Regions from separate parts of the Homo sapiens genome. Here all the other regions are linked to region 5. A link is a loop called in an ENCODE intact Hi-C map of the cell type or tissue named here. Cell type or tissue: OCI-LY7. All regions are shown on one strand. Links, peaks and the distances in the headings refer to the core of each region. The heading gives the core; the rest is flanking DNA.

Region 1 (4,305 bases), core at 214-4,213, 94 kb before region 5:
TTGTTCAGTTTCTGGGATGCCTCTATTTTCCTTCCTTCCTGCTAAGGGATATTTTCCTCTCCTTGGCTCCTTGGCAGGAGCTGCTTGGGGCTGAGTGCAAAGACTGAGAGGGGAAGTAAGAAGTCCATCCTGCTGCACTGTCACCTCTAATGCCACCAGTTGGTGTGCGTTTGGTGGAGGGGGTCACTGGGGAGTTGGGGCCCTTCCATGCGGCTCCTCTCCTCCCTAAATAACATGGTTTTAGATATTCTGGTGAGCTCTTTTGAAAATCTTTTCAACTTCAAAAGAACCCAAACAAAATCCTGCAGAGGGAACCCTGGGGAGGGAGACTCTGCCACACTCAGGCTCCCCGGCTTGTGTTTCACAGGTGATGAGCCCCTGGCAGGAGCAGCAGCGTCATGGGTCTCAGCATCTCAGGCCCCCTCGAGAGGAGCCCTGGCCCCAGCCGGGCCACCATTCGGCTCCGTGGTGGAAGCTGGGTCCTAGAAATGCTTGCCGCCCAATGCCACCTGCAGGGTTGAAGTGAGCATCTACTCTGAATGCCTTTAGGGCCACGTGACCAGCTTCACCCGAGAAGCAACACAACTCATCCTCACCTTCCTCCATGGGATCGCCAGGAAACCCCCAACCATAGGCCCTTCCTGCCCCATGAGCTGCTGACAAGACTTTGCCACTGATAGCGACCACCCCCAGGTGATGGGGCCCTCCCTGGACTTGGACTGACCACGTGCAGGATGCCGCACTGGCCTGAAGAAACCAGGAGGGAAGGGGAAGAGCAAGCCAACACCACCGTCCAACCCACAGCTGCTGAGCTTCAGGGCCGCTCAAGCCTGGGGGCCTTCTTTCTCCCGCTGTGCTCCTTTGCCATTGGCCTCTCTCTCCCCTGCTCTTTTCCTTTCTTCCATCCAAAGGGAGGAGGGAATGGGCTAATGAGAAAACACCCCACCTCTGCCTCTTCCTAAACCATGACCTGTGGCAAGTGGCAAATCTGTGAGCTGCTTTCCCTCAAGTATACTCCCATCACCGAGTAACTGTGTGGATTACATGCACGTGCGAATGCCCACTGGTTTGCAAACACGTGGCTCTAGCAACCTTGTCAGTTTTTATCAAATGAGTGACAGTTAGGAAACAAGGTAATGGCCAGCTCCGCAGAGGCAATGCCACTCGATTTGCCTCCATAGCCTGAGGGCCCACATGATGACTCCAGCCAGCCAGCCTCAGTCAATGCACCTTGAGTGGACGGTTGGATGGGGGCATGATGACAATGCTTGAGCCCTGTAGGCCAGACATCGGCACCCTTTTTCCCTGAAGAGCTGAATCACAGACATTTTCGATTTTGCAGGACACGCAGTCTGTCACAAACACTGAGCTCTCCAGTTTAGCAGAAGCTAAAGCTGCCACCTGTACATGCACGGCTGTGGCTACTGCAACAAAACTTCACTTACAAACTCAGGCAGAGCACAGATCTGGTCTCCAGGCTGTGCTTTGCTGACTCTGCTCCAGAACTTTGGAGCTGAGCCCAGCACCAGCGACATCTGGGAACGCAATGTCGTCTCTCTCACACCAAGACATGTCTCCCAGGCAGGGGCCTTTGCAAGGTGGAAGAAAATCCAGCTAAGGCTGGGGATGCACCCTGTGTTCTTGGGGGAAAACAGGGTATGAGAACAGGACAACTGAGGCAGGTCTGAGAGAAAGGCAAGCTTGGATCACCACCAGGAACAAGGGAAAGCACTGGCTATGCCCTCAAGGAGCTCCGAATCCTACGGTTCTCCAGAATTCTGGAGTGAACGACTCAAACTCCCCTCACATGAGAAGGTTGATTTGTCAGCTGATAAAGAAAGTTCTGGAGCAGCTCCCTCCTGGGTGCTTCTAGACAGCCACTGTGCCCTCCTAATTAGGGAACAAAGCTGCTGCTGGGGGCACCACTCAGAGCTGCAGCTTTCAGAGCCACCTGCAGGGGGCAGCCCTCATCCCGAGTCTTACAGCAGCTGCCAGCAGGCGCCCTACTCCCCTGAGAGGCAGAGGAAGGCTGACCTCGGCTGTTCTCTAGTAGAATGCTCTAGAGGAGGATTAATGGAGGGATGGATGGAGGGATGGATGGAGAGGCTGATAGAGTGGATGGAGATATGGGTGTTTCCAAAATTCAACCGGATACACAGGGAACATGTTCAAGGCAACCCCCAGTTGCAAATCCCAGAGTGAGTTTCAGGAGTGCAGCACTGGGGACTCAGGGTGTGGTGAACTCTGGATGGAGAGAGGGATGCATTGAGGGATGGAGGAAGGGATGGAGGAAGATATGGAGGGAGGGATGGGGGGGATATGGAAGGTGGGATGGAGGGAAGGATGGAGGGAGAGATGGAAAGAGGGATGGAGGGAGGAATAGAGGGAGGGATGGAGGAGGGATAGAGGAAGACATGAAGGGAGGGATGGAGAGAGAAATAGATGGAGAGATAAAGGGAGGGATGGGTGGAGGGAAGAATTAATGGAGGAACAGATGGAGGGATGGTTGGAGAGGCTTATGGAGTGGGTGGGGAAATGGGAGGAAGGATGGATGGAGTAAATGAAGGGATGAGTGGAGGGATGAGTGGAGGGGAGGATTAATGGAGGGATGGATGGAGAGGCTGATGGAGTGGATGGGGAAAAGTGTGGAAGGATGGATGGAGTGGATGAAGAGGTGAGTTGAGGGATGAGTGGAGGGATGGATGGAGAGGCTGATGGAGTGGATGGGGAAATGGGAGGAAGGATGGATGGAGTAAATGAAGGGATGAGTGGAGGGATGGATGGAGAGGCTGATGGAGTGGATGGGAAAATGGGAGGAAGGATGGATGGAGTAAATGAAGGGATGAGTGGAGGGATGAATGGAGGGGAGGATTAATGGAGTGATGGATGGAGGGAAGGATCTTCATGAAGCCTCAGTCTGTTCCTGAAGAACGCCTTTTCTAGCATGGGCCTCGCGGTGCAGGGAGACCTCTTGGGACTGTGTATGCAGTTCAGTGGCCAGTGTAAGCACATATGCAAGTATGACATTCTTCTTTGCCACACATTTCAACACATTCTGATTTCTGGAATATTTCATCCACTGTGGAAGGCAGTAAGCATTGTTGGAATGTGGCCAAAGTGAGGAGGCTGGCTGGAGTCTGGAGCTCTCAGTACGGTCCTTCCCCAGGGTCACCGCCACGCCCTACACAGCTGTCTCAGCAACATGCTTTAGGACAAGAACGCTTCAGGTGGAAGGGGGATGGCCCCCAGCACGTCCACTCCCACTGCCAAATGAGCTCCAAGTACGTCCTGCTAACACTGTTTGTAGTCACCAGTCCTGTATCTGTATGATAGCACCGGGCAATGGAAGAATAACTCAGGCCAGATGCTGCAGAGGCTGCGGGTGCCATGGATATTCTACATAGACTCCAGCCCAGCTGGGTTCCCAAAAAGCTGCCTGCAAATTGATTGACTGGAATCTCCTGGGGAGTTTGAGAAACGCTTCTGAAGGAATTGGCCTGGGGCATGACCCAGGAGATTCCAGTGGGCCCTGAAATTTCCAAATCGGCTCTAGATTCGGCCTCTAATTAGCCGTGTGACCTTGGGCAAGTTCCTTGAGTTTTTAAAATTTGTTTTCTTCATCTGGTAATGGGCATGAAATGAGTACTTAACCTTAAGGGTGTCTGTGAAGACCAAACAAGAGAATGTGTTCGAAATGCCTCACATTGAGCCCGGCATATAGAAAATGGTTAATAAACACTGGCTGCTGCTGGAGTTGCAATTACAGACAAAACATCACAACAAAATGCATGCTGGAAAGTGCAAGCAATGTGAGAAGGACGGCAAGAGGGGTCTCTCTTCATTTCCGGGAGTGACAGCTGCGCTGACATAGCCACGTGAATTAAGAATCCTGACTGGGTCCTGGAGCCTGGGGAGGGCATGAGCTCCCACCAAGGAGAGTGGACCTAAGGCTTCACATTGCAGACCCAGTTCCTTAAGCTCGTGATCATTTCTGAAGAGCCAGAGCCTATTCCTGCAATGCTCCCAGATCCCTCTGAATGCAGAGAAGCCATCAGTCTCTGGGAGGAGCAGAAAGGGCTGCCTGGTGGGAACCCTGTCCCCAGCACTCTGAGAGCTGACCTGTGCCTGTAAAAACTGTGAGAACTGCTTTCTCTTCATGGGTCAGTGTCCCAGAGAATGCAGATGGGATATTTGTTGTGACATTATTTCTCATCACCCAGGCACGCAGGTGACCTGGAGCCACAGCCATCTGTAGCCAGTACACCCAGCCAGGGTGTGGATACTCTGCGGCCTCTGGATACTCTG
Region 2 (4,270 bases), core at 1-4,000, 220 kb before region 5:
CTCCCCAAGAGCCTGACCACCTCCCCTGCTGAGCTCCCCCTTGCAGCACTTGTCTTAGAGCTGCTGTGAGCTCTGGGAGCAGGGGCAGTGAGGGTGGGGAGAGAGGAGCAGGTGCATGGTGGTGACACCATGTCCCCCAAAGAAGTCTGCAGGGTGGACCCACAAGCCTTTGTTCCCCTCCATAGCCTGTGGTCATAGAAGGGGCTACAGCTCACGCATCGTGGGTGGAAACATGTCCTTGCTCTCGCAGTGGCCCTGGCAGGCCAGCCTTCAGTTCCAGGGCTACCACCTGTGCGGGGGCTCTGTCATCACGCCCCTGTGGATCATCACTGCTGCACACTGTGTTTATGAGTGAGTGCTGCTGACCATCTTCCCAGACCCCTGTTCACTCCTGGGTCATGTCAGGGTGGGGCTGCTTTGGGTGGTGAGAAGCGGGTCCAGAGGGAAGACAGAGAGACTAACCTCCAAGTAATGTACAGTTGGAGAGGAGTCTCCAGCCTCACTGTGGACCCATCATCATCAGCTGGGGGTAACTTGTGACCCTGAGCTTGTTTTAAGGATTGTAGCTCCTAGAGAAAGGGCAGACAGAAGAGGAAGGAAGCTCCTGTGCTGGAGGAAACCCACAAAAATGAAAGGACCTAGACCTTCCCATAGCTAATTCCAGTGGACCATGTTATGGCAGAGACAGGGTGAGACGGTGGTGCGGGAGGCTAGAGGGAATATGTTGGGGGCCAGGTACTGGGTCTCTTCTTAAAATCTCAGGAGTTTAGAGTGCAAGAAAACTACAGAAAAGACTTCCAAACACAATGGTTCTCCCTGATATTTTTACCCCCTATTTTGTTGCTGTTTGATGAACAGTAGTGCCTGATAGACTCCTTGCAGTGACCAATGTTGAGTTCAGCCCTCAAATGCCAAGACGACCTCAGAGGTGCTGAGAGTGAGGTCTGGGAAACACATGGGGTGTGGGTCTGTGTTTCTGTAGGGCGTGGCAGTGCAGTTGCATATACAGCATAAACAAGCAGGGTGATGGGACCACATCTTGCCTGATAACCTCTCCCACCATCTTCCTAGGTTTTCAGGATACCTGAGGTCAATGAGTTCAGTGGTTGGACTTTTCCTGTGCTTCACCTCTTGCTCTTCTCATTTCAGCTTGTACCTCCCCAAGTCATGGACCATCCAGGTGGGTCTAGTTTCCCTGTTGGACAATCCAGCCCCATCCCACTTGGTGGAGAAGATTGTCTACCACAGCAAGTACAAGCCAAAGAGGCTGGGCAATGACATCGCCCTTATGAAGCTGGCCGGGCCACTCACGTTCAATGGTACATCTGGGTCTCTATGTGGTTCTGCAGCTCTTCCTTTGTTTCAAGAGGATTTGCAATTGCTCATTGAAGCATTCTTATGATGGCTGCTTTATAATCCTTGTCAGATATTAATAATTCCAACTCCTGATTCATGTTGGTGTTGGCATCAGTTGATTATCTTTTCTCATTAAAATTGTGATGCTCCTAGCTCTTGGTATGACAAGTGATTTTCAATTGTATCCTGGACAATGTGGCTCTCATGTTTGCAGACTTGAGTCCTACCTACATTTTCAATGTTACCCTGTTTAAATGTAGTTTGTAGATCCTGGCCTACAGAATGAATGCACTGATGACTCTGCCAGGTAGATTGGTGGGCTGTAGTTCCAACAATAATTTTAGAGCCTTCGTGGGCTGTGTGCTTTGTCTGGTGCCACCTTCTCCCTGTTGGTGCCACCTTCTCCCTGTTGGTGCCACCTGGAGGCAGAAAGAGCTTCTTGAGGCCAGACCAGCTGGGGCCTCTAGGTGGTGGAAGAGAGTCATCCATCTGTAGGGACAAAGAGCACTTTCCTGTCCAGGAGCCTATTGTGGAGGGGTCACTCAGCCAGTGCCTCCCACCTGCCTGGTTTCTCCAGGTAGAGGGGCCATCTTGGTTGAGAAACAGAACCTCCCAGGCTGGCCAGGTGGTGTGGTGGAGTCCTCTCATTTCTTTACAAGCTGAAAGATGCTGGGCACCCTCAGCTCCCTGGAAGTACAGAAAAGTTCTCTCCCAACCAGCAGCTCCTAAAGACCCTGTTTCTTGAAAAAGTCAAGCCCTGCCCTCTGGACATTACGAAAATGCCAGAAGAGCCACACCTGATAAAACTTTCAAACATCTCGTAGATGCAAACAAAGTACTAGGAGACTACTCCCAATTAAATTAAAGCCCTCTTTCCTTCTTAAGAAAGCAGGGAAAGCATAATAAATAGGTTAATTCCCTCTTATTGAAGCAGAATCCTGACCTGAGACCAGCTGCAGGCTCTACCTGGCAGAGTCATTACTGCATCCATCACATGGACACGTAATGCCCAGAAACAAATATTTCCAGAGAAGCAGGAAAATGATTATGGTGGTGCCAGTCTGCCAACTATTATTAATGATATTGGTTATAGGAAATGAGGTGCCAGCACTTGTACTTTGCCAAAGTTTCAAGTGAGTTCTTTTATTCCTTCTCTACCTCTCCATTACTGTTCTGCACAGAAAAGCTCGGGGAACCTCAGGGTGTGTTCACACGAAAGCCCGAGGTATGTGCAGGGCACTCTGGCTTTGGGGGAGGCCCACAGGATCCAGCCCTACACACAGGCAAACTCGTCGCCTCCAGATATCCCAGGAACCATAGCAATATTCATGGAGCCGTGTTCTATAGGCAACACCCACACTGTGATCTAGCCAGGAGTGGGCACGCGTTGGCCTGAGAGCCTGGTCTGCCCCATCGTGTTTTGGTAAATAGACATTTTACTGGACACAGCCACACCTATGTGGGTACCTGTTACCTGGGGCTGTCTTCATGCTCCAATGGCAGCCAGAGACCGCACAGCCCACGAAGCCTACAACATTGACTATTCAGCCCTTTCCACAAAAGGTGTGCTGACCCTGGTCTAGGTTCCCTCACGCTGCGACGGTGGAGGGCTCTTTTACAGTTTTAAGTGCTCTGGGTGTGGTGGATGGGGTAAGGGGCTCCTGCTGTGAGCTGATCGTTTTCAAGTAACCAAGGGCTTGACCTTCCTTCCCTTGGGAGATAGTTTGGGCTCCTCAGAGGCAGAAGCATAGATGAGATTGTTTTCTCGGACTCCTGCTTCAATTGAGTTGTGAACTATTGTTTCCCTTCAAGCAGAAATGATCCAGCCTGTGTGCCTGCCCAACTCTGAAGAGAACTTCCCCGATGGAAAAGTGTGCTGGACGTCAGGATGGGGGGCCACAGAGGATGGAGGTCAGTGGGCTGAAGCCAAGATTCGGAGTCCAGGGGCTCAGAACCCAGAGGGCTGCGGAGGGGGCTCCCCCAATGTCCCATTGTGATGTTCCCATGGGCTGCCCAGATACCCCGGCCAGGGAGTGCATGTCAGCTGCTCGGGACACAGTCAGCCAAGGAACTGTGGGTCAGGAGTCACGGTTCCATTGTTATGGGGACAACATGACCCTGCAGACCTTCTCAGGAGAGAGTTAGACCTTCTCGAACACAGCAGGTGTTTCCCTTTCCCTGCCCGGACCCCCGGCCTTGTTAACTGAGGACATACAGAGCCCACCTAGACAACCCTCCCAGGCTTCATTCAGAACTCAAAGATTCGTATTTGTGAAGACTCTTTGTCTTGTGGGACTTTGGAAGATGTGTTCTTTCATCCTACAAAGAGCAAGTGGAAGCAGCAGCAGATGAGATCGCTGTAATAATAAGGGAAGTAGGAGTGGCAGTAACCATAGTCCATGCAAATGAAGCCCGGGCCACCCTTTCCTTAGTGTGGGTACAGAGCTGGTCATGAGTCTTAGGTTTTTCCATCAATCACTTTCTTTGTTAGTAGGAAGAGGATTCATTTTCCGTGGCTGCCGTGACAAATTATCACAGTCTGCGTGGCTTAAAACGATGGAAATTGGCCAGGTGTGTTCCCTCACACCTGTAGTCCCAGCATTTTGGGAGGCCGAGTCTATGGGATCCCTTGAGGCCATTAGTTTGAGACCAGCCTGGGCAACATAGAGAGACACCGTCTCTACAAAAAATACAAAAATTAGCCAGGCATGGTGGCATGCACCTGTAATCCCAGCACTTTGGGAGGCCAAGGCAGGAGGATTGCTTGAGCCCAGGAGTTTGAGACCAGCCTGGGCAACATGGCAAGACCCTGTCTCTACAAAAAATTAAAAAAATTAGCCTGGGCCGGGTGCAGTGGTTCATGCCTGTAATCCCAGCACTTTGGGAGGCCGAGGCAAGTGGACCATTTGAGGTT
Region 3 (4,305 bases), core at 149-4,148, 56 kb before region 5:
CCAGGTGGGGTGATGGTGGCCTGGATCTGCTGTTGGTAGTGGGGGTGAAGGAAAGGGGACAGGCCAGGAGGATAAAACTGGGTGACTAAACTGATTTGGGAGTAAGAAAGAGAGAAGCCAGAATCAAGTACTTGCAATGTAAAGTATTAAATAATAATGGCTTGTGCATGCTAGGTAAGTGATTATAAACAATAGTGTTTATTGATCCAGCAATTACCATGTGACTATTAAACTCTAACCTATATAGTTTATGCCTCTTATTACCTCCACAACCCTAACAGGGACAGGGGTGCTGGGAGGTGGGATGACCATCTCCAGTTCGGAGGAGGTATCGGAAGCACAGAGACATGGTCTGAATTGCTTAAGACCCCATGATTAGGGCGTGGCCAGGCTGGGGCCCTGCTCTGAGAGGCTTCCAGGTCTGAGACCACAAGCCTCTGTAACGGCCCTTGACTATTGCTTAGCCTTCCACGGGTGAGTTGTGGGTGTTTCGGCATCTTTCAGCCCTTGTCCATTATAGGAAAATCCACACCAAGGAAATCATACAGCCCCATCCCCAAATAAGCCAACAGCAAAGCAATGCATACAGTTGACCACCTTTCCTCCACAGCGTCTAACAGCCTCACCCAATTAATAGGATCGTGAAAACTGCGTGATGCGAGGCAGTGGCCTGTCAGTCTGAAATAGACCAGCTCTCTGGAAACACATCCTCCGATGAGAGCTGCCGGCAATGTAGGTTACAGCGAGTTTCTCCTTAGCCTCCTGAGCTCATTAAAATTAAAACACATGCATCTTCTCTCTTCATTTTTTCCTTTCACTCTTCTGTTTCCCTATCCTACTGAAGCATTGTCTTTGACCTTCCCCCACCCCCGCACCGGGCCACATACGATTTGTGCTGCACAATACATTGTACGTCATAGTAAGTTCATTCATAGATGTGGAATGCCAAAGAGACCCTGTTTGGATTGTTCCTGGCTGCTGTTCATGGGAATATTTTCCTGGGCGCTGAGCAGAGTGGCCTGTGATTGCAGTTTGAATCCTGGGCAGATAGAGATGCCTGTTTAGCTGGGGAGGGTCTGTAGCAGTCAGTAAGCCACCCACAGGCCGTGGTGAGCCGCATTCACTCCATTTCCACCAGGAACACAGAGACAGAAACTTTTTCTCCTAGCATTAGGAGGAAGTCAGGAAACAGGAGGAGGAGCCAGTCAGCAGCACAGTTAGCACGCAGCTGTCTGTCTTCTCTCTTTGGTTCACTGCTGCCAGCCTTGGTACCTGCCTAAGCATCCTAAGCACATAAGAGGAAAATGCACTGACCAAGAGCCCCCAAGGCGACTGCCCAGAAGAAAATACCAAAGGCATCATACCCTGAACTGAGCCAGAGACCAGACCGCACTTGAGGGGTCACTTGGAATCCCAGAACACCTCCAAATACCACCCTCCCACTGGACGCATTTGCCACCCCTTGTATGCCCACCGAACTCAGGGGCTCCAGCATGTTCCCCCGAGTGCCTGGCTCACCCCCAAGTACCTCCTTTGACTCACAGCTCAGAGGGTCCACACCAGGATGGACCCCAGGGCAGGGAGGTGAAGGAAAAGCAAAGCTTAAGATCCTGGTATCTCTGAAGGGCTCTTTGTTTATGACTTGGCCAGAATTTATTTTATTTTTAATTTATTTTTCTTTTAACCCTACAGCCCCCAGAATTCCCAGGTGGTCTCTCATTCAAGGACTAGCCGGGGCCTAACTCTGCTTAGCTTCTACCATCAGATTATTGCTTTCAGGGTGGGACAGCTGTGCATGAATAGAAATGTTTAAACTTTTTTTAAAGTACCCAGTTTTCAGAGAGGAAAATAATTTTCAAAATAAAATAATGTTCTCCAAAACAATGAGCCCAGCCGTTACTGTCTCCACGTGATAACAAGACAGTTGAGCTCCGGGGGCATATTATCAAATGATAATATAACATTTTTTAAAAACTTGGTATTAAAAATCTGTACCTTAAAACATCGGATTCATTATTTTTCCACATGTCCATTATAGGAAAACCCACACCAAGCCACCTTTGCAGCTCTAGAAGGAATTCAAGAGTTAACTAGCATCTAATACAAGATCTATAACTTTCTCTACCTGCAACTAACATCAATAACCTCCTTAATTTTCCATGGTCAACCTCATTTAGAAATCCTAATAGATGAACAAGTGCAAAAGGCAGAATTCCCAAGTGTTGCCCAAAGATTCAACCAGAGAAAAGCAAGTGTCACCGGGAGGGAAACGGCTTTTCCGTTTTGTTCACTGCCTCTTCTACGTAGAAGCCACGCAGGGAAGGCAGGGCAGCCCAGAGAGGCGAGTCAGCCTGCGGGTCTCCCGCTCGGGCTCTCCCCTCCTCCACCCACCGCCTGGCCATGTCTGCGGCCCCATTCTATCGTTTACACAAAATCATTATATAATGAGCTGGCGAGGCTCCGTATGTTCTACAGTAACCTGTTTGGAATCATAGGATGCAGTTGTCACAGCGGAGCATGCGCAGAAACCTGGCTATTTTTTTTTTTTCTCTTGAGCTCAAGGCAAGAGGTAACTGTCGGTCAAATCCTGCTGAGCCCTGCTGACTTCAAATACAGGATGCTAAAAATGAAATACAGGGGAGGGGCGGGGTGAGCCCCGGAGCGTGCCATGCACTGTGGGCTTACAGCCTCGGGGAAGTAATATCAGGGTAGTAACTACACAGATACACGGCGTGGAATACGGAAGACTTTCCATTTGTACTTTAGCTACCTCTACGATGTTGGTGTGCTGGGCGTAGACATGAAGGGCGCTAGGATAAGGTGAGGTGGGTGGCTGGGGGCCTGATGATTGGTTTGTTGTTTGTTCCTAATGCCAGAAAACCAGAAAGGGAGATTCCTGACCACCCCTGGAAACAGCACTTACAGTAACTGTGTCCAGCAGTGAACTCGCCGACACCCCGCCATCCCTCTCCGGAGCTCGGGGAAGTGAAATGCGCATCCCTGTCCCCACCGCGTCTCTCTCTCCGGCGCGCGCAGAAAGGCGGCCGGCAGGAATCCGGGCTTGCCCCTCGCGGGTCTCCCCGGGCCTTCGCCGCCGCCTCCCCGAGTGGGTCCGGGAGAGGGTGTCCCCGGGAGTGCAGTCGCAGGCTCCGGCTCTCTGGGGGCAGCTTCCTCTTTTGTTCCCCCAGACCTTGCCTGGCGTTCCTGGGGATGGCGCGAGAAGTCCCCGGTCCCCAAGCCCACAGCCGCGCGCGCGGGGCTCCCCTTCTTCAAGTCCCCTCTTCCCTCCGGCCCAAGCTGCGGCCCCTCCCCAGTCCCCAGTGCGCTCCGGGTCCCCAGCTCCCCACGCCCCCCGCCCAGAAGCCATCAGGTCAAGGCCATCGGTCCAACTTGTAGGGCAACTCGCTGCCCCCGCCCCACTCCCGGCCCCTCCACCTAGTCCGTGCTCTCTGCCGGTGCAAGGGGCATCCCGAGGCTCCAGGTGGCCCTGGCGGAGGGGCAGGGGCAGCGATCGGAGCCGGGCGCCACTCTAGGGTGCCCTGGGTCAGCGCCCAGAGGACGCGCTCCTGGGAGGGGTGTCAGGTCGAGCTTGCGAGTCTTTGTGTGTTTCCTGCTCTCCTTGAAAATAAAACCGTTCCCGGCGGACGAAGGATGCGCTCACTCACCATGGCGGTGCCGACCGAGAAAGCGGCCATCAGACAGGCCATGCCCCGGGGGCGGCGGCGGCGGCGGCGGCGGCGGCGGCGGGGACGAGGCTTGAGCTGCGGGGCCGAGGCTGCGCTGGCTCCCGGCTCAGCCGCTGCGCGGGGTGCGGGCTGCGCTTGGGCTCCGGCTGGGATCCGGCTCCGGCTCTGGTTCCAGCGCGCCCGACCCCGCCCCGAGCGCGCGATTGGCCGGCACCAAGGGGGCGGGCGGGCCGGCAGGTGCGCGTGCTCTTGTTTTGCTCCTGCTGGGGGCGGCGGACCAGGACCCCTGAAGTGCAGGTTCCGGGAGCGGCCCGAGCCGAGGCCTCGCAGGCGGCATGGGAACCCCCTGCCACCCCGGAAACCCCGGGTCCCGAACTCGCGGGGGCTGGGCCAGCACGGGTGAGGCTGCGGGGACACCGGACAGACGCCGGGGTTCCCAGGCTCGGAAATCCACTGCCTCCAAGCCTCAAGCGGCTGTGTGATGGGGTCGAAGAGGGGGCGTCCAGGGAGGGAGAGTGAGGGCCAGGGGGCTTCTTTCTTGCTGCTGCTTCTTCCCTTCCCGCCCACCCCACCCCGACGGTGTTGGGCAGCTCTCTGCCAGGTAGGAGCTTGAGGACTA
Region 4 (4,305 bases), core at 112-4,111, 370 kb before region 5:
CTGTGGATGTTGTAGAAATACCCTAAGCCGAACAGGGCGGTGAAGGCTCCGCTGGCGAGCATCCCGAAAGTTAGGTAATACCTAATCGGCAGGCGCTCCCCAATGATGCCACTGAGGTGGAGAGAAGGAAAGACAAATAGGAATAACAAACACGCCCGAATGTTAGCAACCTCGTGGCTGTTTCTTGCCGGATGCTTTCATGCTGTTCTCTGAGCTTGGGGAACTCTCAAGCCTTACAATTTCCAGGAAGATTTCATACACTTATTTCCCTATGGAGCGCTTACTCACCAGAAACCAGAGACTGGCAACATCTTAGAAGATTTTATTTCTAGTAGAAGTCCTATCTGTCAAATAATAAAATTCAAACACTAGGACTTATCTATGATAGCTGCCAATGAAAGGAAACAGGAACTCGTCTTGCTAGTTAATCCTGCTTTCACATAAACCATATCCAGTAAATGTATATAGTGTCTTAAAATTCCAGTTGTCAAACTACACCAAATGTCATGAGATCACTTATGACCCTGAGCAAGTCATTCGGCCCCACGAGCTGTAATTAAGTCACCTGTGTTAATACACCTGGCTGGCTGGGCTCAGTGGGGAAGTGGCTTTCAGCTGCTTTGCCACTACCGCCTCCTGCCACACCACTTTGACCTGATTTAAAGGCAGAAGATTTGCTCTATGGTAAGGTCTGAAATGCTGGGGTGGCATCTCTCTGATCCTTCTGAACAGCAATGCGATTCACTAAACAGCTACCCTCTTTGGTGTCTTATCTTCTAGAGCTGTCTGGGGACCTGGTGGCATAAGGGATGCTTAGCGCCTCACTAAAACAGCCTCGAGGGGGGTGGTAAAAAGTCTCCAGCTTCACAGCAGGGAACAGACTTAACAGTCTTTAGCCGCCATCACAGCACAATACCTAATGCCATCCAAAACATCCCTTACTGTTTTATGGGAAATGTCACTATGGACCAACTTAACATTGTGACTTATTAAGTAAACAGAAAAGCTGTAGAGTATCACGGATGGACGTGAGCCCTTCACAAGCATTAGAGACTCTATGGGTCTCACTTTCTTCTGTAGGGTCATTCTAGGAGTCAGATAAACAGGAAACCTAACACACAGTGACACCTGCCTGCCATGAACCCCACTCCGGGAGTCAGCTCCAATGTTCTCAGCTTTCATCTCAAAAACCTACGCCAGAGAGATTTTCCTTCCGAATTCACCAAGTAAAAAAGATCTACCTTGGATCATGCAAATGACCTTTTAAACACTAAAGCAGAAGAAAGTAACTTAAAATTATAGACAACATCCAGGTGAAAATTTCAGCTAAAACCTCACCACACACAGACTCAAGAGCATTGTAGAGCTAGAGAGTTACTGACTTCAACCTGCCCACTTCAGAGACCAGGAGATAGGTCCCTGAGAGGCTGGCTGACCTGCCCAGGTCACAGCACAGCTGGCACAACCAGATGGGCTCCTGAGAGCTGGGTGCTGCTGGCTAGGCTTAGAAGTATTCTCTAATCTTGCTATATGATTTGGGCCTACTTTGATCTCTACTGAAAAATTTTAAAGAAAAGGTCTAATTGAACAAACACCATTTCACATTACATGGGACTCATACAGGGATTCAAGTCCACGCTGCACCTGCTTGAACCCACCAGGCAGTACCTGGGCTGAATGGCTGTACCCTATCAGATCTGATTTCATCTGACATAGCGAACAAAACAGCACCCATCACTGAGACCTCAGGTAGGGACTGTCACACAAAAAGGCCCCTTCAATGCAGCAGCATGTGCCCTTGTTTTCAGTCATGAGTTTACTGTGTAGATGTCACATTAGACCAAATTTTGTTTTAATAACCTTACTGACAAGTTGCATAAGAATTATCTTTACCGTAAATAAGCAACAAGAAACCAGTTTATTTACTTAAAGCAGGCTTTCTGAACCCCAGCACTATTGATACTTTGGCTCCGGTAATTCTGTGGTGTTAGGGGCTGTCCTGTGTGTTGTAGGATGTTTAGCAGCACCCTGGTTTCTAGCCACTAGATGCCAGCAACATCCCTTCCCTGGCTGTGACACCCACAAATGTCTCTAGACATTACTAAATGTCCCCTAGGAGACAAAACTGCCCCCAGCTGAGAACCAGATTTAAATGCAGTTTTCCAGTAACTGAGAAAAACACATTCCCACTTTGGGTCTTTTTATACCACAGATTATTTGTGTTCAGTAAGACTGCAGTGTGGGGAATATAAACATTTGACCTCAAAGTGGAGAAGGTCTGGCAGCCTGGCTGAGACCCAAGCGCTAAGGAAGCCCCAGGTACACACCACACTCTCCAGCTAGGCTCCTGGTCTGCTGCACACCACACACTCTGGGATTCCAAATCTTTATTATTCATTTGTTCACTTAGACAAGTTCTGCAGCAGGAGGCAAATACACACGTTCAATAAAGGGAGAGCTATGCACTCTCCTCCAACAGCAGACACTGCCTGCCTGGGCACCAACCACCCACCAGGGCTCTGAGCGGGGTAGGGGGGCCCAGGTCTTGATGATCCTACACTCTGGGCAGGTCTCAGGGAAGCAGCTAAACATTTATGGGGATCCCTGGGTTTCTCCAGGCGGTAAAGACCTCTGTCTCTGAACAAAAGCCTCTTGGGACCACATGCCTCAGTCTCTGGCTGTGGTGTGACTATGGTTGGTCTCCATCAAAACTTGTGTTGAGGCTTGGTCCCCAGTATAACTGTGTTGAGAGGTACAGGGAGCTTTGAAGGGCATTTGGGTCATGAGGGATCCGCCTTGACGAAGGAATGAATCCGCAGGAGTGAGTGGCCGCGCTCTCAGGACTGATGAGCTATTGTGAGAGGTGAGAGCTGGTTGCTATAAAGCAACGTCACCCCTGTGCTGTGTCTGTTTTGTATGCCCTGCTCACTGCTAACCCATCTCACAGGGGCCTCTGCTAGGTGACGCCCTCCACCACATTACAATGTGGCACGAGGCTCTTGCCAGATGCAGCTGCCCAATCTTGAACTTCCCAGTTAGATAAAAGCTAAATACACCTTTTTTCATTATAAATTACTCAAGCTCAGATATTGTGCTAATAGCAACAGAAAATGGGCTAGAACATCCCTATACTGCCTTTAAAAAAAAACCTGGCTGGACTGACACAATAGCAGTTTTTAATCAGCCAATCACACGTCCTATGACCCATATAATATTCACCACCTGCCTTGGTCAGTTCAAAGTGGGATCAAGAATGGGCTGGGCTGGCAGCACAGGCCAGGCACCGTTGTGAGCTTCTACATACATTAACTCAATCTTTGCCCCAATCCTATGACATAAGAACTATTATTTCCTCCATGTTGCAAAGGGGAAACTGAGGCCCAAAGAGGTATAGTAACTTGCTCAAGGCCACATCCTAGCAGGTGGTAGAGCTGGGGTTCAGATCCCAGCTGGTGTCTCTCTGGAGTTCCCTGCCCACCACGCAGAGCTGCCTCTGCTGTACTCAGAGCTGGGACTCAGATCCGAGCCGGTCTCTCTCTGGAGTTCCCCACCCGCCATGCATGGCTGCCTCTGCTGTGCTCAGAGTTCTGGGGCCAAGCTGGGCATCCAGGTAGAGCTGTTCAGCACATCCTGTGTCAACTGTTTCGATCATCAGGTGAAATTCGTTATTTGGGGCATATAAACAGATGGCAACCTCTGAACCACAGGAGAGGTTGGGCTCTGCTGAACAGGAAACTAGTCCTCTGTTCCTGAATGACCACGTCCCAGGATTGGCAGGATTCATGGTAGGTCCTAAACTTCAGGGCCAGGAAAGCTGAGGGCAGCCTGTGTCAATTGGCACAGTGCCCGGGACACGGAAATCCTCTGCCTCGAGGTCCTGTGTTGTGGGCACAGCACACGCACTTGCTCTCTCCTAAGCTTGGCCTCGTCTTTGGGAAGGGAACAGCAGGGAAGCCAGTGGCAAGCGGGGGCCTCAATCCCGCGCGCCTGTGCACTTCAGCATAGCGGATGTCTTCTCTGCACGGAGGGGCCAGGTAACCAGGAAGGGTCTGGAAAACTGAAGGAGACCTACCTGAGGTACATCCCCACGGCATAGGCGCACAGGAAGGAGTAGTCCAGGGCCCCAAGCAGCTGCTGATAGTTGTTCTTATCTATATGAATTTGAAAACCAGCAGGACAAGCTCAGTATTGTTTAGTTTATGTTCTAGAGCACGGCTATAAAACACAAAGCATCTGTTCCCGAAATCGGGGTGTACTTAGTGAAACGCGTGGTTTTCCACATAGAAAACAAGGCGGTGCATTTTC
Region 5 (4,305 bases), core at 189-4,188:
TCTTTATTATTCTAAAGAACCTATTCTGGTCTTCCTTGGTGTGTTTCTCCCTGAACTCAGCCTTACCTGACATTAAGGATATAAACCCAGCTTCGTTTCTGTTTGAGGCTGTCCATCCGTTCTTCGCCCATCGTTTCATTTTACAAGCTCTCTCAGTCACAGAGCTTTAGGACTCTCTCCTGGACAGGCACGGGATTGAGTTTTTGATTCTTCTGTTTATCTCGTTTATATTAAATGACCTGACGCGTTTGATCTTGGTTCTCTCGTACGTGTACATGGGACGCTTTCTCTTTTTCTAATGAAAAGGTACAACATCAACACACGGCTTCCTCGTCGTATGGTTTGCTGGGTAATTCTTCATTCAGCCACACATCCTCCACTTCTCAGAACCAACACAGGTGCAGGTGCCCCTCTGCCTGCGCACGGACCTCATCTCCCTGCTGCATACCAGCTTTTGCCTTCGTGATGCGATCCTCCATGGCCTTTTCTGAAATGTGCGGCTGCAAGATTCTGTCTCCATTTCTTCCTGCACCCTTGCTTCGCCCAGGCTGGAGTGCAGTGGCGTGATCTCGGCGCACTGCAACCTCTGACTCCCGGGTTCAAGCGATTCTCATGCCTCAGCCTCTCGAGTAGTGGGGATTACAGGGGCCCGCCACCACGCCCGGCTAATTTTTGTATTTTTAGTAGAGATGGGGTTTCACCATGTTGGGGAGGCTGGTCTTGAACTCCTGACCTCAGGTGATCCGCCCACCTCGGCCTCCCAAAGTGCTGGGATTAGAGGCTTTAGCCACTGGGCCCGGCCAGCTGCTGCTTTTGATATCTCTTCCACCTCCATGGCTTGAGGTCTCACGTACACCCAGATTTCATTACAGATAGAGCTCATGTTTCTTATTCCTCTTGTTGTGTGCGGGTCTTCCTAGATGTTAAGGGGGAAATTCTGCCCTTAGACCACTGTTTTTGTTTGTTTTTTTGAGATGGAGTCTTGCTCTGTTTCCCAGGCTGGAGTGCAGTGACGGGATCTAGGCTCACTGCAACCTCTGCCTCCCAGGTTCAAGTGATTCTCCTACCTCAGCCTCCCGAGTAGGTGGGATTACAGGCATGTGCCACCACACCCAGCTAATTTTTGTATTTTTAGTAGAGATGGGGTTTCTCCATGTTGGCCAGGCTGGTCTCAAACTCCTGACCTCAGGTGATCCGCCCCCATCGGCCTCACACAGTGCTGGGATTACAGGCGTGAGCCACTGCGTCCAGCCTAGAACACTGTTTTTAAACTGAAAGTCTTGCTGTGTATTTTAAATCAGCTTTAATCATCATTAATAGACTTACTGAGTTTTTTTCTATTTAAGAAGAAAAACAGATGTTTTCCTTATTCAAAGAGAATCTATGGCCATTCTTTTATATTGCTGCTGGGTTATTAAAACAAGTTAGTCCATAGGTTAATGTAATATGGTTGGGAAGTAAGTCCAATTTCCTATAAATGAACAAAGCATGAGTAAATATAATTTCTCCACACAAGTAAGTAAAACAAACATCATAGTCCCCAGGTTAAAGTTATAAAAAATAAACCATCTGAGTTTGAGTAGACTCTCATAGGGAGATTACTGGCAATAAGTGACTCTGTTTCATGACGGCAAGATGCATAACTAGTTTTAAGTACAGTTTCCCAGAAAACTAAAGGTCTTTTTGTTCTCTGCCACTGATCTACACGTGTTTCAGCACAGTCTGCCTATCTACACAATGCCAGACACGTCCACACTGGGACTCGAACTCTCAGATGCACTTGTCTTGCACCTCTACACCCAAACGTTCTCACTTGAGTGTCCTTGCAACTTCTGGGCTCTGGTGCCAGCCATAATTTGACCCAACATCGAACCAAGATCTGGGGGTCAAATTAGTCTGTTTCTTTCTCCTTCCTCTGGCCACAGTTGCCTGACTTTGGACGGCTGCCTTTGACCCTGTGTGCAGGCTTAGAGGTTGTCAATCAAGGAGCTCCACCTCCTGGCCAAGTGTGGGGCTGGGATACAAGCCAGGCCAAGGAGACTCTAGTTTGAAACCCAGATCAGGGTGATGGAGGGATGGAGGTGAAACTGTCAAAAGCAATTCCTCCCAGGGCAGTGACCTGCAGACTCAACTACGTGGATCCCCAGAGCTACCTGGAAACTGCTCTTTCTTGGTTGGTTCTTTAGCTATTCCCCCGGCTCCAAGTTCCCACATACCCTGGCCTCTTGGATTCTCAGCCCATATTCTGTGGCCTGCAACCAAAGACCTTGACTAGCTCCTCTGATCACTAGCCCCATTCTAAAACCCAGAGGCCCATGCCAGACACTGGGTCAGGGCTAAGGGTTCTCCCAGCTGGTCTGCAGGTTGGTAGGCCAGGCTTTCTAATTAGGTCAAAGATGGCTTAGAAATCCAGGACAGGAATGCCAGGGGCATGGCCACCATGAGGAGAGCCCAGGGACCAGAACACAGGGCAGAGAGTCCCGAGTCAGGCAGGATGCTACCACGGGCAATGGGAGGTGGGCGCATGAGCTCTCTGTATTATTTCTGATAACTACTATCTTATCTACCCTTCTTTTTTTTGTTTGTTTTTTGTTTTTTGAGACGGAGTCTTGCTCTGTCGCCCAGGCTGGAGTGCAGTGTATCTTATCGACTCTTCTTATAATAATTATCTCAAAATAAAGAGATTTTAATGGCAGAAGTCAACAGGCTCGCACCCATTAACTACTCACCACACTCCCCAGGCCGTGCACTCTGACCTGGGGCTCACCTCTGACCGCACTGAGGACTGGGCACCTGGCACATCCCTCATGACCGACTTCCACTCCACCAGCGGGCCCAACCCTGCACCCCGCACCCCCCACTGAGCCCTAACATCTGTCCACTCACGTTCCCTCCTTCACCACTGCCCCTCCATCCGAAGCTGGCAGGGCCCTCTGCTCACAGCGACCCATTCCCCATTGCTTCCCAAGCCCCTCCTCCTCCCCCTCATCCAGGCTGTGTCTTCGCCTCCTGCCCTCCAGCCCACAAACCTGCCCATCTTGCAGAAGGCGAAAACAAACCCTTCTCTGCAACCAGGAGCCTCCTCAGCAGCCTCTTACCATTAGCAACCCAGGTCCCTAAGGAGCAATCTGCTCTTTGCCTCCATTCCTCATCCCTCACCCACCCCTGCCCAGCCATGCAGTCTCACCCTCACTAGCTCCTGCCCAGCCATGTGAGTCTCCCTCTCTCACACACCCCTGCACAGCCCTGTGAGTCTCCTCTCACTCACCCCTGCCCAGCCATAGGAGTCTCCCCCCACTCACCCCTACCCAGCCGTGTGAGTCTCCCCCAACTCACCCCTGTCCAGCCATGTGAGTCTCCCTCTCTCACTCACCCCTGCACAGCCCTGTCAGTCTCCTCTCACTTACCCCTGCCCAGCCATGGGAGTCTCTCCCGACTCACCTCTGCCCAGCCGTAGGAGTCACCCCCGACTAACCCCTGCACAGACATGTGAGTCTCCTCCTCACTCACCCCTACCCAGCCATGTGAGTCTCCCTCTCTCACACACCCCTGCCCAGCCATGTGAGTCACCCCACTTACTCCTGCCCAGACATGTGAGTCTCCTGCTCACTTATCCCTGCACAGCCATGCGAGTCTTCCCCCACTCACCCCTGCACAGCCACGTGAGTCTCCTCCCACTCACCCCTGCACAGCTATGCGAGTCTCCCCGACTCACCCCTGCACAGCCACGTAAGTCTCCCCCCAACTTATCCCTGCACAGCCCTATGAGTCTCCTCTCACTCACCCTTGCCCAGCCATAGGAGTCTCCCCCCACTCACCCCTACCCAGCCACATGAGTCTCCCCCAACTCACCCCTGCCCAGCCATGGGAGTCTCCCTTTCTCACTCACCCCTGCACAGCCATGAGTCTCCCCTCACTCATCCCTGCCCGGCGATGGGAGCCTCTCCCCACTCACCTCTGCCCAGCCATAGGAGTCACCCCCTACTAACCCCTGCCCAGCCTTGTGAGTCTCCTCCTCACTCACCCCTGCCCAGCCACGTGAGTCTCCCTCTCTCACACACCCCTGCCCAGCCATGTGAGTCACCGCTCACTCACTCCTGCCCAGACATTTGAGTCTCCTCCTCACTTATCCCTGCACAGCAAAGTGAGTCTCTCCCCAGCTCACCCCTGCACAGCCATGCGAGTCTCCCCCTACTCACCACTGCCCAGCCGTGCAAGTCTCCCCCAACTCACCCCTGCACAGCCATGGGAGTCTTCCCCAACTTACCCCTGCACAGCCATGCAAGCCTCCCCCCACTCACTGCT
Region 6 (4,305 bases), core at 199-4,198, 70 kb before region 5:
GCACCTCCGACTCCACTGAGGTGGCCCCAGGCCTTGCGGATACTCAAACACAGTACAGCTGATGGAAATGATGTTTGTTATCACACTTTTGGGTTCACACACACAAAACTGTAATAGATGCCCTGGAAAACACTCCGTAAAGTTCAGCTGTCATCTGTCCTTGCCTCTAACCTGCCTAGGGTAGAAGTGACTCGGCAGGCAGCCGGGAAGCGTGACCTTGCCGCATGATCTCCGGATTCCAGCCGGCTTAGCGGAGCCAACGCTGCAGATTCCCAAGGGCAATTCCAAGGTTCCAAACCCCACCCTGGCCACTTTTCAGTGCTGACCCCAGAGAAGGCTCAGACATGCTTGGATCAACCCCAGGAGGCCCTGGCTCCCTTACAGCTTCACCCCACACTGTCAGCTAAAAACAAAACCAGCACGTTTTATAAGGAATCAAAAATCAACTGTCTCCTAGGAAAATTGTGCCACCTGAAGTAAAGACCTGTAAATCAAAAATAAAATTCAAAGGCCCCCTGAACCATGGGGATGGACTCCCTCCTTGGCCAGGGCACTCTAAAATTTCCCCTGAAAGACTGGTTCAGGCCATGACGGGAAGTGGCGGTCCGTCTGACATGCCTTATCGTAGCCTGTAACATTAACATCAACACAGACCTTAAGTCTGATACGAAGCATTTACAGTCTGTTCTCTCTCAAGCCTGCTGCCTGGAGGCCTCATCCGCATGATACAACCTAGGTCCCCACAGCCCCGTATCGTAACCCAGACATCCCTTTCTATCGATAATAACTTAACCAATTAGAAAAAAATTTAAATTTACCTATAACCTGGAAGTCCCCCTTTGGGCTGTCCCACCTTTCTAGACGGAACCAATGTACATCTTAAATATTGATCACTGTCTTACGTCTCCCTAAAAGTATGAAACCAAGCTGTTCCCGACCCCTTTGGGCACGTGTTCTCCTGGTCTCCTGAGGCTGTGTCACGGGCCATGGTCACTCAGGATAAATCTCTTTAAATGTTTTAGTTTGACTCTTTTCGTGGACACACCTCTCTGATTTAAACTGGAGTCTGGAAGATTCCCGCAGTCCCCCGACGCAGCTGAAGCCACAGGGGCGCAGACTCCACACACCCGCGGGCCGTTCCCCTGCGGACACCACACCAGCATTTGAGCGCCATTTCCATTCCCGGGGTCTCCCAGTCACCGCTCAAGCCTGAATGGAGCGCAGGCCGCCCCGGGTGGCAACACCTCCACCCTCAGGTCCACACTGGCGACCCTTCCTACTGCCAGCGCTCTCAGGCTTCCTGGACCGGTGTTCCTGGACCTGGGGAGGAGAACACCAGCACGCGCGGGGCGCCGGGATTTGCATGGCCCGGGTGATCCCCTATGCATAGGGCCGCCCCTGTCCCAGGGAGGCTGCGACCCCGCTCGGGGCTGCAGCTGCCTCCTCGCGCTTGGCAACAGCGCGGGGCGCCCGCAGCCAATCGCGCCGCTCCCCGCGCCGCCGCTCCGCCGCGGAGGTTACTAGCGAGCGTTGACCGGTAGTAACCCCGGCGCGGGCGGTGGCGGCGGATGGGCGGGCGCTGCACACGCGCGGCAGCGCGCACCCGCCCCGCCCGCACCTGCGCGCGCGAGGGGCTCCGGCAGCGCTGTTTTCTCCCGGGCGTTGAGCTCGGGCAAGAGCGCGAACGTCACCCTGCGTCCACAGGCCTGCAGAGTCAGCACCTGCACCAGCCAGAGAAAGGACGGGCTTTTTTACTCAGTATGGAGAGCCTGCGTTAGAGCTGACACTTAGTGGGCAGAGCCCGGCCTTCCGGGAGCCTGCACATCACCACGGGCCAGGATGAATCCCGCCCTGGGAGGGAACGTCTGGGTGGAGGCCAGGTGGCCTGATAACCCCAGGGCCAGGGTGGGCAGAGGTGTCCAGTGCAGCCCCCAGCCAGGTGCGGGGAGCTCCAGACAAAGGACAGAGGCCAAAGATGCCCCCATACCTGCATCCATGAAAGAATTCCCGGAACACGTGCCCCAGGAGGAGGAGAGGCCTTTTGTAGCTCCTCATTGTCAGCAGGGTTTGGGGTTTATGTCTTGGGTAAGGAAAACTCAACCCAGCTTATTTTATTATCTGGGTCTGAGCGATTGCAAAGAGATGAGTTCTCAGTGGCGCTTATAGAGGCAGGGAGTTGGGACTCCAGGTGTTAAGTCCAGTCCTGGACCTGCCCCCTACCTGCCAGCGGTCCTGGGCAGGCCCTCGTTCCCCCTCCACCCTCCTTCCCTTCTGGAGAAGATGCCCATACTGATGTGTGTCCCATGCTGCTCCCCAAAGGCTTAATGAGGCAAAGCGCCAAATAAAGCAAACACGATTTGCTCAGTAAACACCAGTTATTTTTAATTAAAACAACAACAACAAAAAAAAACACTTCTCCCAAAACAGTGGGAGGAGAGAAATAACAACTGAGAAATCCCATAAAAACTCCTGCCAAAAGGTTCACTTTCAAGACAGGCAGTTGAGATATCAGAGAGGGGGACTTTTTTGGTTGGAAGGCACCAAGTTGCCTTATAACAGTAAAAGAAACAGAAAGAACGTGACTCAGGTTCTGCCCTTCCAGCGGGTTCCACCCTTATCAGTTTACAGACAGCAAGAACCTTCCAGCAGGGGCGCCTGCCCACTGACCTGCACCCTGCGGATGCCGCAGTGATGCCCACCTCCCAAAGCAGGACTCTGACCTCATTTCCTGCAAGGGCCATGTGCTTCTTATTTCCTCCTCTCAAGGTAGCTCTGGATTGTAATGTATTTGGTTATTGTTCTGTACTTGGCTGGGCTTTTCCCCTTGATTTGTGAGCTTATTTCAAGACCAAGATTAACTTGGTCTACGGAGTTTCAAAAAACAGAACCTGGATCCACAAATGAACATTGCTCAAATACAGATTGCAGCTCAACAGACAGAAGCATTTTCTAAGAATGAGGGTTGTGCAAACATAGCCCGGCTGCCTGGGAGGTGTCAGTTCCTGGTTGCTGGAAGTGCTCAGACAGAAGCTGGCTGTCCCTTGTCAGAAATGGTGCAAGAAGGCTCCCTCCACGGGGCAGGAGGGCGGGCTACGGCAGCACGACTCCTTTTGGCTCCAAGATTTGGACTCTAAATATAGGTCTCAGCTGGATGTAATCACAGCCCTGAAGTCACCCTGGTGTGTCTTACTTTTGACACCAAATGCCATTTACCCCACAGAGCACGGAGGTGACAAACAGCACACAGCTGACAAAGTGGGAAGTGAAACTCTTGGCTGCAGGTCAGACTGGATCCCTGCAGGCCCACCCGCCACCACTCATGACTGAAAACCCATCTTTTTGCGTTTTTTCACAATGTGAGCAAAAACAGTCGGCACTGGGTACATTGTATTTGAGAGTAAGTTTCCTATGCAGGTGTTGGAACTTCATCAACTGAGTTTGATGAATGCACCTCCATGACAAATCCCTAGTTTTACGGTTTAGTCCTTCAGGATATATTTAATCTGACCCACATGGTTTTCTTTGTTCATAGCTAATCTGTTGATTCTAGAACTGAACTCAGAAAGAGCAGGTGTATGGTTACTAAACATTTTTCTTCCTGCCAATTTATAAACAAAAGAAACGGTGTCATGTTCAGCAAAATGTCACCTTTGGTGATTTCTTGGACTGGTGGATTAGGTTCTGGTTTATAGGGAGGGCCTCCATTTGAGAACGTGAACTTTTCAAGATACAAGCCTATTCAAGGCAGTAGAGGAAGGCAGGGGGGCACCCACCATGCAGGTGAAAACGATTGTGGTAAGAACATCCTCCAGCAGTTAAACAGTGACACCAACCCCCACGGAGCAGAGCACAGTCCTACAGAGTTGCACTGAAGGGGCCAGATGGTTCAAGAACAGGAGCACTCTCTGGGAAAATGACAAAGTATTAACATGTCCAAATAAAGAACCTGCCAATCTGAGGGTGGCAAAGAGAAAAGCAGACCCCAAGGCCAATGTTGGCAGAGCCATCTGAGCCTTGTCCAGGGAGGCTGCCACCGCTAACAACGCCACACTAAGGAGTCACACACCCAGATCCCAGGCCCAAGCTGGTGAGGGTTTGGTTTCCCTTGCAACGTGCTCACAGGGAGAAAATGTGCTGGCTGGAGGGGAGCATCTAGACCCCTTGGATATGAAGCCTGTCCAAGAAAGTAGCAAACCCCTTTGGTCTTGCACATGGCGGCTAAACATTCAACTCTCATGAATCTGCTGTGAGAGTTGGTCCATTCTCAAAATTTTTTCAAAGCCTCTTTGGGGCCCTGTAAGGCAG
Region 7 (4,290 bases), core at 1-4,000, 150 kb before region 5:
AGCTTTTCTGTCCCTTTGCTCCCGGCAAGCGCTTCTGCTGAAAGTTCATATCTGGAGCCTGATGTCTTAACGAATAAAGGTCCCATGCTCCACCCGAGGACAGTTCTTCGTGCCTGAGACTTTCTGAGGTTGTGCTTTATTTCTGCTGCGTCGTGGGAGAGGGCGGGAGGGTGTCAGGGGAGAGTCTGCCCAGGCCTCAAGGGCAGGAAAAGACTCCCTAAGGAGCTGCAGTGCATGCAAGGATATTTTGAATCCAGACTGGCACCCACGTCACAGGAAAGCCTAGGAACACTGTAAGTGCCGCTTCCTCGGGAAAGCAGAAAAAATACATTTCAGGTAGAAGTTTTCAAAAATCACAAGTCTTTCTTGGTGAAGACAGCAAGCCAATAAAACTGTCTTCCAAAGTGGTCCTTTATTTCACAACCACTCTCGCTACTGTTCAATACTTGTACTATTCCTGGGTTTTGTTTCTTTGTACAGTAAACATTATGAACAAACAGGCACTTTTTTGTATTTGTTTGCTAATTAAGTTTAAACATCTGTGACACATTGGGTGGCCTTCTTTTCTCTTTTTTTAAAAAAATGGATGCAGCTATAGGAAATGAATGAGCTGGTGGCAGTGGGGATTCCATCTCACGTCCTCATGAAGCCTTATCCACTTCTGGACCTGAGTGTGGTTCTCTCCCCATCGCACTGTCTTGGGACACGGCAGCTCTCCGCTCCCACCAAGACGGTTTTAGATGTACGAAGGCCAGTGAGCGCTGCCTGGCTGGGCCTCCTGTGAGCGCTGCCTGCCTGGGCCTCCTGTGAGCGCTGCCTGCTTGGGCCTCCTGTGAGCGCTGCCTGCCTGGGCCTCCTGTGCTGCTCCCACTGCCGGGGCTCTCTTAGGGCCGGATCCACAATTCCACTGCAGTGCGGTCACAGCGGTGGGGTTCTTGCTCTGAGCTATCTGTTCCCTTTTGAAAAGAGACAACTGCTCCTTTAAAATAGCAGCTTTTGTTTTTGAGCTTGCACTCGGGGCCTGGTCCCTAGAGCTCATAACATCCCTAGAAGGGAGGTAGTATTGCCCTTGTCTTACAGATATGGAAAGAGACTTTCTTGAAGTAGCTTGTCCAAAAGCCCCTACTGAGAGGGGACACTGTCAGGATGTCCTGGTCTCTAAATCTCAAGCCCTGGGTGTCCCATCCAATGCCCCGAAGCATCAGCTGCCAGCCCTGGGAGGGAAACTTCCAGGGCTATCCCGGGCCTCAGAGCACACGCCAAGTGTGGCCTCCCTGCTCTGGAGCTCTGCTACTGAGAGCTGCTCTGGCCGGGACATCCTCCGAGGCGGGGCTCTGCATCCCTCTCCCTCACAGACCATGCCCAGCCTTTGAGGGCTGGAGGGATGGAAAGGTTGGCCCCAGGCCCTGGCCTCAGCCTCAGGCCACCCTGCCACCAGCTGGATGACCAGCTCCGTTTTCCTCCTACCCCACCTGGTGCCCTGTACCCCGGGACAGGGCTCTGCTGCCTCCTTGCCTCATTCATGGGCACCGCCCACCTACATTTCCAAAGAATTTCTTGACTTGCCCCACCCCGCCGTTCCTGGCATTGCCTTCTGCAGTCACTGCAGACACCTCCTGCACTGTGGTCCCCCCGGCCCAGACTTCCCACTGTGCCCTGAGAGGGAGGGCTCCCCCAGAACTTGAGCCAGGTGGGACTCCTCCTTCACCCACCACAGAGCTGCTCCCTGTCTCCAGCCTGAGCCTGTGCCTTCCTCAGACAGGACAATGCTTCGTGCACATTCTAGAAGCTTCACCATTGACTCCTGCTGCCCGTGTGGGCTGGATCGAGGTTGCTTCCATCAAATGAAATAGCATCAGATGGAGAGATCTGCTGGCAACAACCGGCAGGACAGAGACTCCCCATAATCCAGCTGTGCAGGGCAGACCCCAGTGAGGAAAGGAAAGGGGCTGAGGAGGGCTGGGGTCCTGGAATGAGCTGGACTGGACCCCCGTCTTTCTCTGTCTCCCGTGTCCTGCCTCCGACCGTCTCTGCCTCTCCCTCGCTTCGACTTCGGTTGCTATGGGGACCTTGGAAGCTCCCTGCCTTCCTCGCGAGCCCCAGGCATGGTCGGGGGGCTCTCAGAACCCCGGGTAGGGTTTATGCTATGAGAAAGAGCGCAACGCCCCTGACAGCACCCACCTGGGGGCTGTGACATTCTCATAAGAGATCACAGACACCAATGGGGGAGCAGGACCCAAAAGCAGCCCACCCACCCCCCAGCCCGACGGCAGAACGGAAACCTGGTCCAAACCACAAAGCGACCGAACAGCGCCCTCTACTGACTGCTGGAGTCACTGCGGCTCGCCACCAATCACAGCTGTGCCCTGCCCCTTCTAGATACAAATTAAGATACGCAGCCCCAGAATGACCCTGGGCTTCCTGTTGGTGAGGAGGATCTGGGACCCAGGACACATGATCTAAGCCGAGGGTTCCCAGTGGAGGCTGCTGCCACGGGGATGTTCGGGAATCTGTGGGCACGTTTATGAATCGTATGAAAGGGGGCATTGAGTGGACACAGGCCAGACATGGCAGGACCCTGTGGTGTCCCCAGGTGTCCTGAACAGACCACTGCCTCCACCCGATAGACGTCCTGGCGTCCTGTTGGACACACATGGTGGCTGCAAACCTATTCACGGCGATCGAAACCCAGAGACTACTTCTGTGTTACATTTTAACACAGTTGTTTTGGTTGTTGTTTGTTGTTTCAAATGGCTTGAACATACCTGAATTCTCCAGGAGGGTATGTCATGTAAATCAAGAAGACACTGCATTTGTTTGGTTTGCAGCGTTAGCTGAGTCGTTCATTTCAAGCATGTCAGTGCCAGGGCTGCCTGTGTTCCTCGGGTGGCCCATCCAGGGGGATTCAAGCCCCGGACTCCTTCATCCCGTCCTCTGGTGTGGACATGGGGAGCATGGTGCACTGAATAGGAATGTACTGAACATTACTCTCCTTTTATTTCTTATATTTTCATAAGGCCTCGTGCATATTTAATTTCCAGCACTGGGCATCAGTTGACAACAGCTGTCCAGAGCCCAGGTGGCCTCAACGCCACCTGCTGGGCCTTCCCACCTCCTGGTCTGGGCACATCTGAAACCGACATCCATCAGCGGCTCACGGCGAATTCAAATAATGAATTGTGACCCATAGGACCCAGGAACCATTTTTATGTCAAATACCTTCATCACTAACTTGGAAATGGTCCGTGTTTCCAGAGCCTTCCAGAATGAACACTTTGATTGCCAGAAGAAGCCAGAACATGGCTGGGCTCCCTCGCTGCTGGCGTGTGCTGCTGTTGGAAAGGGGAGAGAAACGCTAGGCTTCTCCCCACGCTGCAGCCGTTACACCCCATGATGGTTTTCCGTGCCATGCCCATGCCTTCCCCCTCCTCTTGAGTTGGTGGTGAAGGGTGCGGCTGTGGCACTTCTCATTTTCCACAGTTCCTCTGGAGTCTGCTAGAAAGCTCTACATTGTTCCATAATACATTGGATATTCACTTGTATTCATCACTGTATTCCAAGGATTCATAATTTCCAATGGCGAGAATTTTGGCTTCAAGCTGAGACACCCATGTGGGCTTCCATAAGTAGCAGACGTACTGGGGAGTTCTTGCCTCCGAAATGAGTGGGGGAAGGACTGGGGAGGAAGAGCCTCCCGCAGGCTGATGGGGAGTCCCCAAAGCAGAGTGCCCCTCGAGGGACCCTGTGTCTGGTGGGAATGCCCTGGTTGGGAGCAGCCTCAGGGAAGTGGGCCTGGCGTGGATGTCATGCTGGATGCGGGGCTGTCGGTGACCTGGGTCCCTGCAGCAGGTCGTCTCTGAGGGACAGCTGAGTGGTAGGTGCATCTCCAGTGGCCAAGAAGCCTCCCTGCTCACTAGGTTTTTGCTCTGAGGCCCTGCAGGGCCCTGGGCTGTGACACAGCTGTGGAGGCTGGAAATTCTCCCCTCAGTCCTCCTTCTTGGGGGCTCGAGAGGCACTGTCATGTATTGGAAAGAGTTAGAGAGCCCTGGGGCTTCAAAGTTCCTATCAGCAAAATGGGACAATTATAATGGCTGTATCAGAGGGTTGCCGACAGCTGCAGAAGCAAGGTGCAGGCTGAGAAAGCTCATTCCCCTGTGAGGTCAGAGCCGCATCCCCTTGGTCGGCCATAGTTTTCTACTGCATTTAGAGTTCATGCTCCCTTTCTTCCTTAGGTTTTATTTTGTTTTCAAAACTGAAGTGTGTTTTATGCTAAGTGAAAGAAGCCGATCA

The links. A loop is a pair of places that touch in the nucleus more often than their neighbours do. Peaks named below come from ENCODE experiments on the same cell type or tissue, not always from the same donor. Only the 100,000 strongest peaks of a DNase experiment are listed, where the experiment ranks them.
Region 1: it touches region 5 in a loop (10-fold over the local background); 75 of 110 quality-filtered maps call a loop at or near these places.
Region 2: a loop joins it to region 5, with 7 times the contacts of the local background. A loop is called at or near these places in 4 of 110 quality-filtered maps.
Region 3: it touches region 5 in a loop (5-fold over the local background); 37 of 110 quality-filtered maps call a loop at or near these places.
Region 4: a loop joins it to region 5, with 11 times the contacts of the local background. A loop is called at or near these places in 6 of 110 quality-filtered maps.
Region 6: it touches region 5 in a loop (4-fold over the local background); 25 of 110 quality-filtered maps call a loop at or near these places.
Region 7: it touches region 5 in a loop (4-fold over the local background); 9 of 110 quality-filtered maps call a loop at or near these places.

What each region holds. Positions count from the first base shown.
Region 1 is chr21:42,256,431-42,260,735 of GRCh38, reverse strand. The region is part of intron 2 of ABCG1 (ATP binding cassette subfamily G member 1); the gene reads right to left. Among named protein-coding and RNA genes, the nearest start is that of ABCG1, 39 kb to the right of the region's middle. In OCI-LY7, for the core only: CTCF peaks have their summits at 1,734 and 1,950 (motif pointing right); a DNase peak (open chromatin) is centred at 1,975.
Region 2 is chr21:42,379,114-42,383,383 of GRCh38, reverse strand. It overlaps TMPRSS3 (transmembrane serine protease 3), which reads left to right. Exons shown (of 13, transcript NM_001256317.3): 8 at 186-351; 9 at 1,150-1,319; 10 at 3,172-3,267. Among named protein-coding and RNA genes, the nearest start is that of TFF1, 15 kb to the right of the region's middle. In OCI-LY7, for the core only: CTCF peaks have their summits at 1,588 and 1,788 (motif pointing left); DNase peaks (open chromatin) are centred at 1,803 and 3,743.
Region 3 is chr21:42,218,665-42,222,969 of GRCh38, reverse strand. It overlaps ABCG1 (ATP binding cassette subfamily G member 1), which reads right to left and starts at 3,830. Exons shown (of 15, transcript NM_016818.3): 1 at 3,666-3,830. The coding sequence starts at 3,707. It overlaps LOC105372814 (a long non-coding RNA gene), which reads left to right and starts at 2,700. Exons shown (of 3, transcript XR_937748.4): 1 at 2,700-2,820. It also overlaps the pseudogene RNA5SP492. RefSeq lists an enhancer at 2,390-2,921 and a silencer at 3,852-4,121. In OCI-LY7, for the core only: no CTCF peak of the experiment used is centred there; DNase peaks (open chromatin) are centred at 1,238, 2,589, 3,179 and 3,859; H3K4me3 peaks cover 3,692 bases; H3K27ac peaks cover 3,057 bases.
Region 4 is chr21:42,535,318-42,539,622 of GRCh38, reverse strand. SLC37A1 (solute carrier family 37 member 1) reads right to left here. Exons shown (of 20, transcript NM_001320537.2): 5 at 4,073-4,151; 6 at 1-111. Among named protein-coding and RNA genes, the nearest start is that of SLC37A1, 24 kb to the right of the region's middle. RefSeq lists enhancers at 3,506-3,555, 3,586-3,775, 3,826-3,875, 4,206-4,305. In OCI-LY7, for the core only: CTCF peaks have their summits at 1,088 and 2,039 (motif pointing right); DNase peaks (open chromatin) are centred at 612, 2,052 and 3,582; H3K4me3 peaks cover 2,475 bases; H3K27ac peaks cover 3,968 bases.
Region 5 is chr21:42,162,278-42,166,582 of GRCh38, reverse strand. No RefSeq gene overlaps it. Among named protein-coding and RNA genes, the nearest start is that of ABCG1, 55 kb to the left of the region's middle. In OCI-LY7, for the core only: a CTCF peak has its summit at 2,007 (motif pointing left); DNase peaks (open chromatin) are centred at 1,992 and 3,262; H3K27ac peaks cover 1,419 bases.
Region 6 is chr21:42,232,129-42,236,433 of GRCh38, reverse strand. All of the region lies in intron 2 of ABCG1 (ATP binding cassette subfamily G member 1), which reads right to left. Among named protein-coding and RNA genes, the nearest start is that of ABCG1, 15 kb to the right of the region's middle. RefSeq lists silencers at 1,438-1,507, 1,518-1,717. In OCI-LY7, for the core only: CTCF peaks have their summits at 1,363, 2,461 and 2,668; DNase peaks (open chromatin) are centred at 1,543, 2,693, 3,243 and 3,783; H3K4me3 peaks cover 3,812 bases; H3K27ac peaks cover 4,000 bases.
Region 7 is chr21:42,307,880-42,312,169 of GRCh38, reverse strand. It overlaps TFF3 (trefoil factor 3), which reads left to right. Exons shown (of 3, transcript NM_003226.4): 3 at 1-503. Among named protein-coding and RNA genes, the nearest start is that of TFF3, 5.4 kb to the left of the region's middle. RefSeq lists an enhancer at 1-90. In OCI-LY7, for the core only: CTCF peaks have their summits at 2,127 and 2,327 (motif pointing left); a DNase peak (open chromatin) is centred at 2,339.